Linked DNA regions of Homo sapiens: region 2 is linked to region 1. Evidence: read pairs that join two places in POLR2A ChIA-PET (ENCODE). Cell type or tissue: Caco-2. All regions are shown on one strand. Links, peaks and the distances in the headings refer to the core of each region. The heading gives the core; the rest is flanking DNA.

Region 1 (6,102 bases), core at 733-5,732:
TGAGTTAATGTTTGAAGGGTTTTCATTCATGCAGTTACTCCTGCTTTACACCACCTTACTCGTGGATCATTAGAAAGAAATAAACCCACAGAGTTAGTGACAAAAACTTTCTTGGGGCATGGCTACACAAAGTACAGACCAGCAGCTCCAACATCAGCTGGGAGTTTGTTACAAGTGCAGAATCTCAAACCTTGCCCCAGACAAAGAATTAGGACTACATTTTAACAAGATTCCCAGGTGATTCCTAGTCATAGGATGGTTATTAATAACATTCTATACAGTCATTTTCCTGCAGGGATTTGAGTCTTTAGTCACAGTGACACGTGCCAGGAAGTCAGTATAATGTTGCGGAGGTAGACTCCAAACCAGAGGTGAGTTGGAATTCTGTGCCTGTCACTTACCAGCTGTGTGACCGAGCATATGACCCAATTTCTCTAATCCTTAACTTTCTCCTTGGTAAAGAGGCCACAGTAACTCCTCAGAATCAAGTCCAATTTGCTGGAGAGGTCAGGGAAAGCCTTTGGTTTTACTCATTTTGAACCAGGAGCAGAATAGGCAGATTATATTTAAAATTTTAATTATTAGTGTATTCAAGAGGTTGCTTGAAAATTAGGTGTCTGCCTTCTTAAGAAACAGTGCTGTTCCCAGGTATTGAGAATGGACATTGCCCAAACCACCAGGAAGGCCACCTGCAGAAGTGTTCAGCTGCTAAATAAAGGCCAAAGTATGCTATGTTAAGGTCACACGTATAGACAGCATATAGACATGTATAGACACACGTATAGAGGGCAAGGCTGCCTTTCTGTGATTGTCCATATGCCCCTTCAAGGCTGCCTCCCAAGCTCATTTTACACTGAGTGCTTCTGTACATAGGCACCATGTGTTTCCGTATACAGGCTTCTACAGGTACCAGGTGAAGCTTAAGCGAACACACAAGATGGGTCTCCATCACCTATCAAATGACTCAAGAGCCAATGGAGACCCTCCCCAAACTAACATCCCAGTCACAACATGAGCCCTACTTTACAGAAAGTTATCAAAGCTGAATTGCGTCGGTCCTCCTGTGATGAATGAACTGGGTACATCTGCAAAGCTTCACTGTGATGGACATAACTGGTCTCTTGCTCCTCTTTTTTCTGGTAGCTTTATTACTTTCCTCTGAGTGAAGAAAGTTATTACAATAACACTGAACACCCTCTTCATGTGTGTTTACACAATTTATATCAGTTGTCCTATGCTCTGGTATAAATGTGTATTCTTTTAGAGTAAACAGGAAAGGAAGCGTCTTTTCATAGAGCATAAAGACAATCAAAAGACAGCCTTCACGGGGGAGTAAGAATCTGCTCATGAGTACTGGCAGATGTCTGAAGAGAAGGCAGCTGGCTATGTAGTACTGGTCACTTGCTCTGTTGCCCAGACCTTGTGGCCTTCATGCTCGGAGTCTCTGCAGCCAGTGGATAAGCACTCTTCCAGTGGGACACAGCGTTTGGTGACTGAGATACTGTTTCCTGTGACTTCCATTGTGTGCTGAGTGTAGCAGTATCTGGTCTCTGTCAACAGAGAAAATATATTTGAGATGGGAAATGTTGACCAAACCTGCCTAAAAGGAAAATAACAGGAGTGTCAGCATTATCATTCCAGAAAAGAGCTAATAGCACATAAGATGTGCACTGCTTTGAGTTTATGTCCAACCCCAAAGACCTCTTTGGAGAGCTCCACTTTGCCATGGTAGGAGGACAACCTTCAAAGAATATTGATTTCTCTGCCCAGCATTATTCCCATAAACCAAGACACAATGGTTTCTCCTTGCCTTTCAACAAATTTTGCCACTGGACTGATTTTTATTTTTAGGGGATGAGTGGTTTTGCGGGGATGATTTAAGAGGTATAAGTCATAGCAATTTTAAGGAAGATGAAAGGACAAAGAGGTTCAAAGAACTCAGGGTTAAAATGAGTTAGGCAGGTAACAGTAGTCCTCAAGGAGATAAAACACTACAGCAGTGGCTGGTGTGTGTGTGTGTGTGTGTGTGTGTGTGTGTGTGTGTGTGTGTGTGTGTGTGTGTTGGGGGGAAGCAGCTATTCACAAGAGCAGAACAATTTAAAACTTTGTGCCAATGAGCATAGCTGGGTCCAGGGTGCATTACAGACGAAGACTGAAACAATAATGAACATTTTTCCAAAATTGAGGAGCTTCGTTTCTCCCTAGCATGATTTCAGTGTCTTCCTAGGACAACAGATGAAGACCATGATGGGAGTTTCCAGAGGTCCCTCTATGTCTAATGAATCTGAAAGCTTGAGATCTCTTCCAAAATTCTTTGGGGGAACTTTTAATGTGTAATTTAAAAACTAAAGAAAAATGGCTTTGTCAATGTAATTCTTTATGGCCTCCAGGCAATGTTCAGCTCTCTAAGTCTGGGATTTAGGAGAATGTTCTTGCTCTACTTTCACATTAAAAAAGAAAATGAATAATTCTTAAGAAATGTCACCGAGCTGTTTTTCATCCACATCTTGGATCCAACTTTGCATGCTTTATACATTTCAGATATTTAGTGGCTAATATGGAATTATGACCTTCTATGAGATTATTTATTAGGCAATACAAATTCCTCCCCTCTCCCCCACCAGATTCTGTCATGATTTTGGCAGCTTTTAACTGAAGAACTAATGTCCAAAGAAGAAAGCGTAAGAAAATTTTAGGTCTTGAGAATGAGCTAATACAGACCCTTCAACACATCCTGGAAGTCATCAAAACTCAGGGGTTTTAACAGTCTTCCTAGAGACCCTCACCTGACAGGAATCCCAAATGGTCTCCAATTAAGTCGTACTAAGAGCTGCCACTTTCCCAGTGGTGATGCTATTGGCAGGTGTGCCTGGGCAGAGTCTGTGGCAACACCCTCCCCTAAATGCTGTCCCACACTGCATCCCGGCTGGAATTGTTAGTTGGATTGGGCTGAAGCTTGCTCCAAGGTTGCCCAGGGTCCTATGGAGCTCTTTGGGAGTAGGGTAAGGTCATCTGGGGAGCTCACAATAAGAATAGTTGAAAGTTTTCTACCTGGCAATAATTATCCCAAAGCCCTAAACTATCTTAACATTGGAGTGATTGCTTTTCTGTTGAAGAAGAGGCAGCAGCTCTCCTCTTTTTTAAGCCTTAACAGGTTTTGACAAATGGAGGCCAGTGGCCTGGGAGATTTACCACATCTTCTAAGAGGACTGGTTTACTTCTTTGGTATCAGACTCGATGGACGTTTATGGTCACAATAGGTTCATCTTTCCCACCCCCACCCCAACTTCAAATGTTCTAGAAAGCAATAAAATCAGGAATGTTCTTATCTCCTGTCTCCTCTTCATGCAGACAGCTAAGAGCAGCTGCCAGAGGTTTTACTGCTCCAAATGTAAATCCGAGCAGATAAGATCATAGGCTTATGGAATGAGTAAATCACTACATAGCTGCAGTTTTGGAAATCAGCCTTTTCCCCCAAGTAGTGAATTATCCTGTTTTAAGTAAGCCTTAAAATAACAATTGGTGAACTTGATATGACTACTTCTTTGTTCATACTTTTCTATCTTTAACAAAATATCTTATACATAATGGAGAGCGTATTCCATTGAATGACAGTAGACGCAACAACTGATAAAAATAATTTTTCAGGAACACATGCAAAACCTTAGTACCTAATAAGCTGATTTTTTGCCATTCTGGGGGTAGAAGGGAGATCAGTGCAGTAAGAATTTTTTCTTGTACTTCACCCAGTCCAATCCATGAAACAAAAATATATGGAGAACACTGCCATCACTTCCAGCAGTACAGACCTCAGTGCTGAAGCATCAATCCTTCAAAAGCATTTATTCCACTTCTTATCTTACAAAAACCCTAGGTGAGTTATGAAATGTTAATGTGGAAAAAGGTTCTGTGGTTTAAGAAGTTTTGAAAATGCTCAAATAAACTCGAACAGGTTTCTTCAGTGCACAACTTATGAGAACCTTCTATATGTGTTGTGATCTCATGATCTCCAAAGGTTTATCGGGGTGAGCAGGCAGAATTTCCCAAGTAGAACTAGGTGGGCCACATTTGGCTTATCACTGGACTGGAGTAGTGATAAAAACCTAGTTTCAGCCACAGAGCATTGTTCTCTATGCATTTTGAAAACTCCTTGGGTTAGTAATGAGGTAATATGAGAATCAAGCCTGCTGATAACTTCACACTAAAAGGATTTCAAAGGCTTTTATCTAAAAGATAAAAGATGAATTTGAATTTCCACCAGGTTAGTTTCTGTCTCTAAAATCTCATATTCTGCAACTACATGGTATTCCCAGAGGTTGTGAAACAAAAGTCTTTTACTATTAGATTAACAGGCATTCAACTAAAATCAGAAATGGGAAAGAGAACTTCATCAACAATTGGAAAATATAATTTTTATGAAATTCACACCCATGTGCACGCATGCACACAGAGTTCATAATCTCGTTCTGAAAGTTAAAAGTAACCCAAAGCTAAATTGCAAACTTTCATTTACCCACCAATATTGTTTTTAATAACAGAAACTATATTTAAACAAAACATACATAAGATGATTTGAATTGAGACATTACAAATGTCCAACTTTCTTATAAAAGGCTTTCTTGCCACTCAATTATTCTTCATGGTTCTGCTTGTTTTAGTTTCTTCACAAACATACAGGTTGATAAAAATGATGCTAGAGAATAATTTTCCAGGTGCAAGAAAATTAATGGGAGGAAAATACTTTAATAGTAATATTACGAATTATACTGAAAAATGAAAGGCCAGTCGCAGCTGCCTGCTCTCTCCCTGCCCCCATTCCTTACTGTTCACATAGCTCTTCACTTCTGCCACACTACTCCCCTGCAACAACTGTGCCCTACGCATCAAATTCCATGCCCTTTTCCCATGTCTGACCCTGTAGGATCTCTTTGTGACTCTGGGACTCTACTATGGATAATCTCATCTGTGGGACTCTCCATCCTAGACTTCAGAGTTCTGTCTTCCAGATGTTCTCCTAATCTCTGTTCTCTCCACTTTCAACACTTTCCCTAATATGAAAGTCGATATTCTCCCATGTTCTGTCCTTGAACCTCTTCTCACTCAAGTGGCCTCATCAAACTTCTCATGCCATGTGTTCAGTCTGAGTCTTTTTCCTGAACTGTAGAACCAAATTACCAACTATTTTCTGGACACTTCCAGCATTACCTCACACCTAATGTGTCTCAACCCAACGCATTATCTCCCTCCCCCTTGCATCTTTTTATCTTCACATGTGTCTATCTCAGGAAGGGACCTCCTGGGATATTGTACCTCCAGCTTCTCCAGTAACTTGAACTAGAAATCTGGAATCAGCTCAGACTTTTCTCCCTAATCTGGGAGTCTCCAAGTCTTCTGAAATGTCTCCATTATCCATCTGGTCTTTTCTATTCCATTTTCCATTTCCTCAATTCCGGACCTCATTGTTTCTTGTTTTGTCTCTGACATGCAACCCGCCACGCACAAAAGCATGAATGCCACCTAATTGTCAAGGAATCCTGACTGCTGAATTACTAGGCTTATTTGGCCTGCCTGAGTGGCTTGGGAATAGGCCATTGCTCTCTCTGCTCCCGAAGCTGTGTGTCAAGTGCATTGGAGTAACTGCGCTTCCCTGATAGAATCATCAGTTAATTTAATTTCTAACTCAGAGCTTGGCATCTGAAACTCAGCCCTCATTACTCACGGTTCTCCTTGATGGAGGCTCCAAACTGTCTCCTCATTGCCTCGTATATACCTTGAGACATAGTACCACAACTTTTGACCATGCACGATGAAAAATGTGCATCCTTAGCATGGTCTGCATATTTTTTCCTATCTTCTACTCCTGGACACCTGATATTCTTCAAGGCTCAATCCAAATGTGATAAATTCTGTGAAATCTTCCTGATCTTCCTCCCAACCAGGTCAATGCTAATCTTCTCTCTTCTCCATGTTGTCTTAGTCCTTCTTAACTTTCTCATTTGGGATATCTGGCTTTTCTTCTAGATCATGGTTCCTGATCAAAACAATTGATTTTTTTGTGTTTAAACTGTTTTTTTTTTTTTTAATTTAACCTATTATTTTGAG
Region 2 (6,102 bases), core at 780-5,779, 90 kb after region 1:
AAACTGCAAATCCTTCCCGTTCCTCTGCTCTGTTTCGAGGGAGTTCTCTACAGTACTTCTCTCTCACCTTCTGATATCTACTGTTGTTTACTGATTTATCTTGCTCACTGTCAGTTTCACCCATGCTGCAGATTGAAGCTTCTCAAGGGTAGGGATTCTGTTTGTTCACTGCTGTAAACTAGCACTTAGGAAGATGCCTGGCACTTAGTAGGTGATGCTTGATAAACATTTGTTGAATTAATGAACTAAATGATGGAATTACAGCTATTAGCTGTGAATGATTTCAGATGTCTAGTCCTTGCCTTATTCTGTGGTTCTGAAGGAGCATGGCTGACATGAGACACAGCTGAGCTCAGGGCTCTTTCCAGCCCACAGCCTTTCCTGACACAAAGACACAGAACTGAAGCACCCACCCAAGGTAAGTTCAATCACGATCATGAGAATAAATTCTTCCACTGCTGATTTTCATTGAATCTAATAGGAACTAACCCAGAATTTTTTCCAAATATCAATTGTAAAATGAAGGTCTATTCTATTCCAGGAATTGAGCATCCTTTGGTAAACTTTTAAAATTTTTTTCTTAAAATTTAAGCGTAAACATTTAAGGTAAGTGGTTTGTAAACCTCAGGCTTCCAAAGGTTTAGCAGTTATGTCCATAAAGACCTGAGGCAGGTGTTGATGCACAGATCCTAGTGGTTTCTGAGCCATCTCTGCTTCAACTACCTTCCTCTTGGACTCAAGTCTTCCAGTTCTCCTAACTCCCAATTTAAAGCTGCTCATCTGATACCAAAACCAGCTGCAGCATAAATGCTGTTTTTTTCTAGCCTCTAGTTGAGGGGGCTCCCATACCACAGATGCACAGCCCTCCTGCCTGCTTGAACCAACACAAACTTTGGTTTATATAGTGCTGAAGAATTATTCAGAGGGCAGGTTTCAGTCAATTCGGTGAATTCATAACTTCTTCAAATAGCCTGAGATGATCAGAAAAAAATGTTTGCTAATTCTTGGCATCCTCAAATATAATCTCTCTGTTAAATGTCAGTTACTTTGACATTTGACAACCAGTACTTTTTGTGATCTATATTCCGGTCAAGGACCTTGGCTAAACACTGTATAGAAAACAAGGATATAGGCACAAGTTTCCAGGATGGGGCAGTAAGGAGTACATTGCAAGATCATGCCCCAGAAGTGGAGGAAAAAGAGTATTTGAGAGATACTGACCCTGTGGGTTTCATGAGAGAAGTTTTCATGTGGCAATTGTAGGGTGAGCTGAAGGGCTATGTCATAGGAGGGGAAGACACAAGGTGGCTGGCTCATTAAATACAGGGCAAATTGCTGAATGCAAGACTCCCCTTTCATCTTCTGCAAACTCTCATTTAAACGATCTGTACAAACGAAAATAATCACTCATCAAAAACATGAACCACATAGCACCTTACAGATAAGAGACATCCAAAAATATTTGTTAATAAATTAATGAGTATTAGAATAAGTTAAAATATTGCTACTAAACTGACTACTTAAAAACAGGAGAATTAACATGAAATGATGGGACAAGTCCTCTTAAAAAGTTTAATCGGGCCAAGCCCAATGTCTCATGCCTGTAATCCTAGCACTTTGGGAGGCCAGGGCAGGTGGACAGCTTGAGCCAAGGAGTTCGAAACCAGCCTGGGCAACATGGCGAAATTCTGTCTCTATAAAAAATACAAAAATTAGCTGGGCGTGGTGGCAGGCACCTGTAATCCTAGCTACTCAGGAGGCTGAGGTGGGAGGATCACCTAAGCCAGGGAAGGTTGAGGCTGCAAGGAGCTGTGATTGTGCTACTACATTCCAGCCTGGGTGACAGAGTGAAACCCTGTCTCAAAATATATATATTATTAATCATAGATACTCCCTTGATTATTACTATGAGTTACACATAGCTAGGAAAGTCTTTTGAAGAATAGGTAAAACAGCATCTCCAGCTTTAGGGGGTGCATAGAAAAAGGAAGAGACAATATATAGATAGGAACTATGTCTCATTACTGGATCCCCAGGGCCTGACCTCATGCCAGGCACATTGGAGATGGTATATTTGCGATGAATACACATGAGGCCTGCAGGAGGCTCCAGGGCAAGAGTAATGATAAAGCCAGCAAACACAGATACAGACACTGGAAGGATCAGAGGTGCCCTAACAGTTTCCCTTGCTTTTTTGGGGGGGTGGGGGGGGGGGTGGGGACAAAGTCTCGCTCTGTCGTCCAGGCTGGAGTGCAGTGGTGTGATCTCAGCTCACTGCAACCTCCGCCTCCCAGAATCAAGCAATTCTCCTGTCTCAGCCTCCCGAGTAGCTGGAACTATAGGTGTGTGCCACCACACCGGGCTAACTTTTGTATTTGTAGTAGAGGCGGGGTTTCACCGTGTTGCCCAGGCTGGTCTCAAACTCCTGACCTCAGGTGATTCACCCACCTTGGCCTCCCAAATACTGGGATTACAGGTATGAGCCACCGCACCCAGCCACTTTGCTTTTTTATGCTCACATTATTACCGGGCCTGTGAGAGCCACTGTTCCTTCAAGGTTAGAGCCTACATCTGGGAGAAGTGCTCCTGCCTCTCGCAGCATCCCTTTAAGTCTGATAAAGCAGCTCCTGTGTGCGGTGCCCACTTCAACCTGGGACTTGCTTGGCAGTTGTGTTTTTTTTTTTCCAGTGATTAAGCCAAGCAGGCAGATTCCTGCATAGTCTCCTTGCAACAGAACCTGCCAGCAGACCTGACAGACAACATCACTCCGCATGTTTCCAAGAAAAAAAAAAAAGGAAAAAAGAAAGAAAAGAGTCATCTACTTCACCACAAAAAACCACTTGCCTATTCAAAGTCATTTGTTGTTAGACAAAGTTCTAAACCAGGGGTCATCAGTTTTCTTAGCAGCAATAGTCCAGACCCTGGTTAAGACAGTGGAGCCCTATAGTGAGATGGCTCATATATGTATAACCATATACAGCAGAAGTCTGATTTTATGCTATCTCCTGATCCCAGTGACAAAGGAGATGCAAAGGTTTGGTGACTGCACTGTAGACAGTTTATATAAAACCAGGAGAAAAGAACATGGGAGCTTTGGATTGCTCCATATTTAATTAAATGAATTTAGTCAGTACTGCACCTACAAAATGCCAGATTCCAAATTAGGGAACAGTAGCAATGGTTACATGTGAGCTTTACCAGCAGTTCTGAGGATTTCAAATCTTTCTACACTTTATAAGCTTTACATGCGTCCCTGGATTAAGTTGCTTATCCCAGATAAGAAATTGTATATAAAGACAGTGAAACAGTGGGTAAGACACAATGAGTACCCAGTAATATATTTTTATTAGATCTTCTACACATGTATGGCATCTAATGATAATGAATTTTATATTAAATTGCAATATTATTAATTGCATTTAATTCTCACAACAACCCTATGAAGTAGTTATTATTAGTAGTATTTTACAGATGGGAGATTAGGAGATTAGGTTTATCTGACCTTGTTCTTTATCCCCTCCTCTAGAACATCCAAGCAGTGGTTTTTCCAAACTAGGAAGACCCCCCTACTGAGCAGAGTTAAGAAGGCAATGGAAAAAAAAAATGTTCTGGGCTCAGAATGGCGTGGGTGAGGGACTTCTAATTCCATTTATTTTAATAGTATTCAGATGAAATGCAGGGCATACAAATAGATATGCACAGTGCAAGTTAACCACCAGAAAGCTCTTCAATCTTGCCAAGTTAGACAGAGCTGTTTCTTTTGTACCAGTTTTAGACCGCAAATCTGGAGAATTTATCTGTAGGGCTGTTTTCCCAAGGCCTCCAAAACAGACCCAGGGCAAACCACACATCCCGGGCTGACACTGCTCAACTTCAGCTTCTGTTGTTTCAGCTCTGAGGCGGTTTCCATGCCAGCATGCAGCCCTTTTGTGTTTTTGCAGCTTCATCCCAGGCCACATTTGTTTAGGTGCGTTCACTATCTCCAGTTCAGCTGCCTTCTCTCAGGCTAAAATAACACTTGGCTTATGCACTAAGAAAACGCTGCTATTGTAATTTTGCAGTGGTAGCATTTTTGGAATCAGATTCGCAATTCTGTATGCTTTGCATATTGATGGCATTGTTCTCGTTAGTCACATCCTGTCTAACTCTCTCAGTATCCCAGTCCTCAGCTTCCCATCATCCCAGACGTACTCTTGTTGGAATTCCCCCTTCCACCTGTCAAACCCAGTTCCTTGCCTCCCTGCAATCACAGCAATAATAAAAAATAACAAACAGCAATAATAACAACACTGTCTCTTTATAGCACTTGGGAATTTCAAATGTCATGGTAACAGTTATAGCAATGGGCCCACAAAAAAGCATGGTAGAATAAACAGAGAAACAAGAATATACAAAGAGAAAATGTTGGGAGAACCCCAAACATTTTTCTGATTCTCTTTAGGAAAGGTATTTTCTAAATCTATTTTTAGACCACTGGGATTTCAGGGTCAAAGAACACATAAGAACTTGCTGAGCTTTATTTTCGTCATGCCAATACAGAGGGCAGGACCACATCAGTGCCCATTCAATAAACAGTAGGCATGATTATCATCATCATCATTCCTTCAGAGGAAAAGAAACCTCTCACTCAAGTGTTCCCCACTCACACCCCACCTACCTCCCACAGTCCATGACTTCATCTCGCCAAGACCCATTACAATTAGTTTGATACCAACTGTATATCAAAAATCACAGTGCCACCCACGGGCACTTACTTATTGGGTTCATTTACGCTGATGAAAAATACTCAAGAAATCAAGGTAAATCCTGGTTTGTCTACCTTCAGAATAAATCTACTCATACCTTCACCTCCATCTAAGAAAAATTTACGAAGGCACTGTGATTCTAACCCTTAACAAACCCTGAGGTCTGTGAAACAGCTCTTCTGATGAATCATGGACAACCCCCAAGTCTCTCTAGATCCTTGAAGACTGAAGATCACCTGGACCAAACTGAACATCCCATCTCCTCTGAAACCCTGACTTCCTGCCAGAACCAAACAAGCTCCACAAATAGTGGGAGTGAAGTTGTTTCCTTCACTGCTTTCTTTCCTGGTCATCCCAGCACATTTCCTTGCATGCAAAACAAAACAAAACCACTATTTTTCCTCATAATTGTATTATAATATCATATTGCATAAATATGACTATGCTGTAAAATCAAATTTCATCCTGAAAATATTAACCATGTATAGTAAAAGCCTAACATGTGCTACCTTCCTGTGAAGCAGGATGTTAACCCTCCCTGTTGACACCAGCAGAGGGAAACTTACTATAGACTGGACTTTCCGATTCTCAGGAGAACCTCCTAAATGCAAGAATAAGGAGAAAATTAATATAGATCATTTCTCTTAAGAGCCTAAGACTCAGCAAACAAGAGAAGGGAGATTGTCAGGGACAGACTTCCCTTCAGTGTAACTTTATTCAACACAATATCACTCGGGCACCTACTACTTGCTGGGCTCTATCTAGATAATACTCAAATTGTTGCCTTCATTCCCAATATCATGGAGCACCAGGATCCAGGGCTAGATGTCACTGTGTCACAGGAAGTAGGAAAGTCACACATCTACTCTACTTTTCAACCTCGACTAAACATTGAGTTGACATCAAATACAAAGCCATAAGATGCATCGTATTCACAAAACACTTCCTAAACTCCAGACCTGAACATAATTGAGACTTTTTTCCTTTGTTTTTCTTTTTTCTCAGTCTATGTATTTTAGTCAACAAAACCATATGCTTGACTTCTGAAATAAAGTGATGTGAGCCTTCCCTGCCCTGGTTTCTTTCCATTATTGAGATTTCCATAAGTTTAAGAAAAGATGCTGGCCATTTAGCCTCCAAGGATACTTAGCCTCAGGATCAGCTAGACAAAATCTAAATTTCCCAAGAAGTTCCCTCAATACTTTGCCCTTTAAAGCAATATGAATCAATTATCATGCAGTTCATTCCTGCATGGGGGCAGGAATGGACCATAAAATGACCTCTTTAAAAATCCAACTGAGTAAATATAAAGCCACAAAAATAGTTTCCCACAGCAACTTTCTATCTTCAATGTCTT

The links. Peaks named below come from ENCODE experiments on the same cell type or tissue, not always from the same donor. Only the 100,000 strongest peaks of a DNase experiment are listed, where the experiment ranks them.
Region 2: POLR2A ChIA-PET joins it to region 1 with 7 read pairs; 2 of 35 experiments call an interaction of 5 or more read pairs at or near these places.

Annotation. Positions count from the first base shown.
Region 1 is chr2:149,464,093-149,470,194 of GRCh38, reverse strand. LYPD6 (LY6/PLAUR domain containing 6) reads right to left here. Exons shown (of 5, transcript NM_194317.5): 4 at 1,420-1,550. Among named protein-coding and RNA genes, the nearest start is that of MMADHC-DT, 120 kb to the left of the region's middle. In Caco-2, for the core only: no CTCF peak of the experiment used is centred there; DNase peaks (open chromatin) are centred at 3,344 and 4,054.
Region 2 is chr2:149,373,895-149,379,996 of GRCh38, reverse strand. The region is part of intron 1 of LYPD6 (LY6/PLAUR domain containing 6); the gene reads right to left. Among named protein-coding and RNA genes, the nearest start is that of LYPD6, 46 kb to the right of the region's middle. In Caco-2, for the core only: no CTCF peak of the experiment used is centred there; no DNase peak of the experiment used is centred there.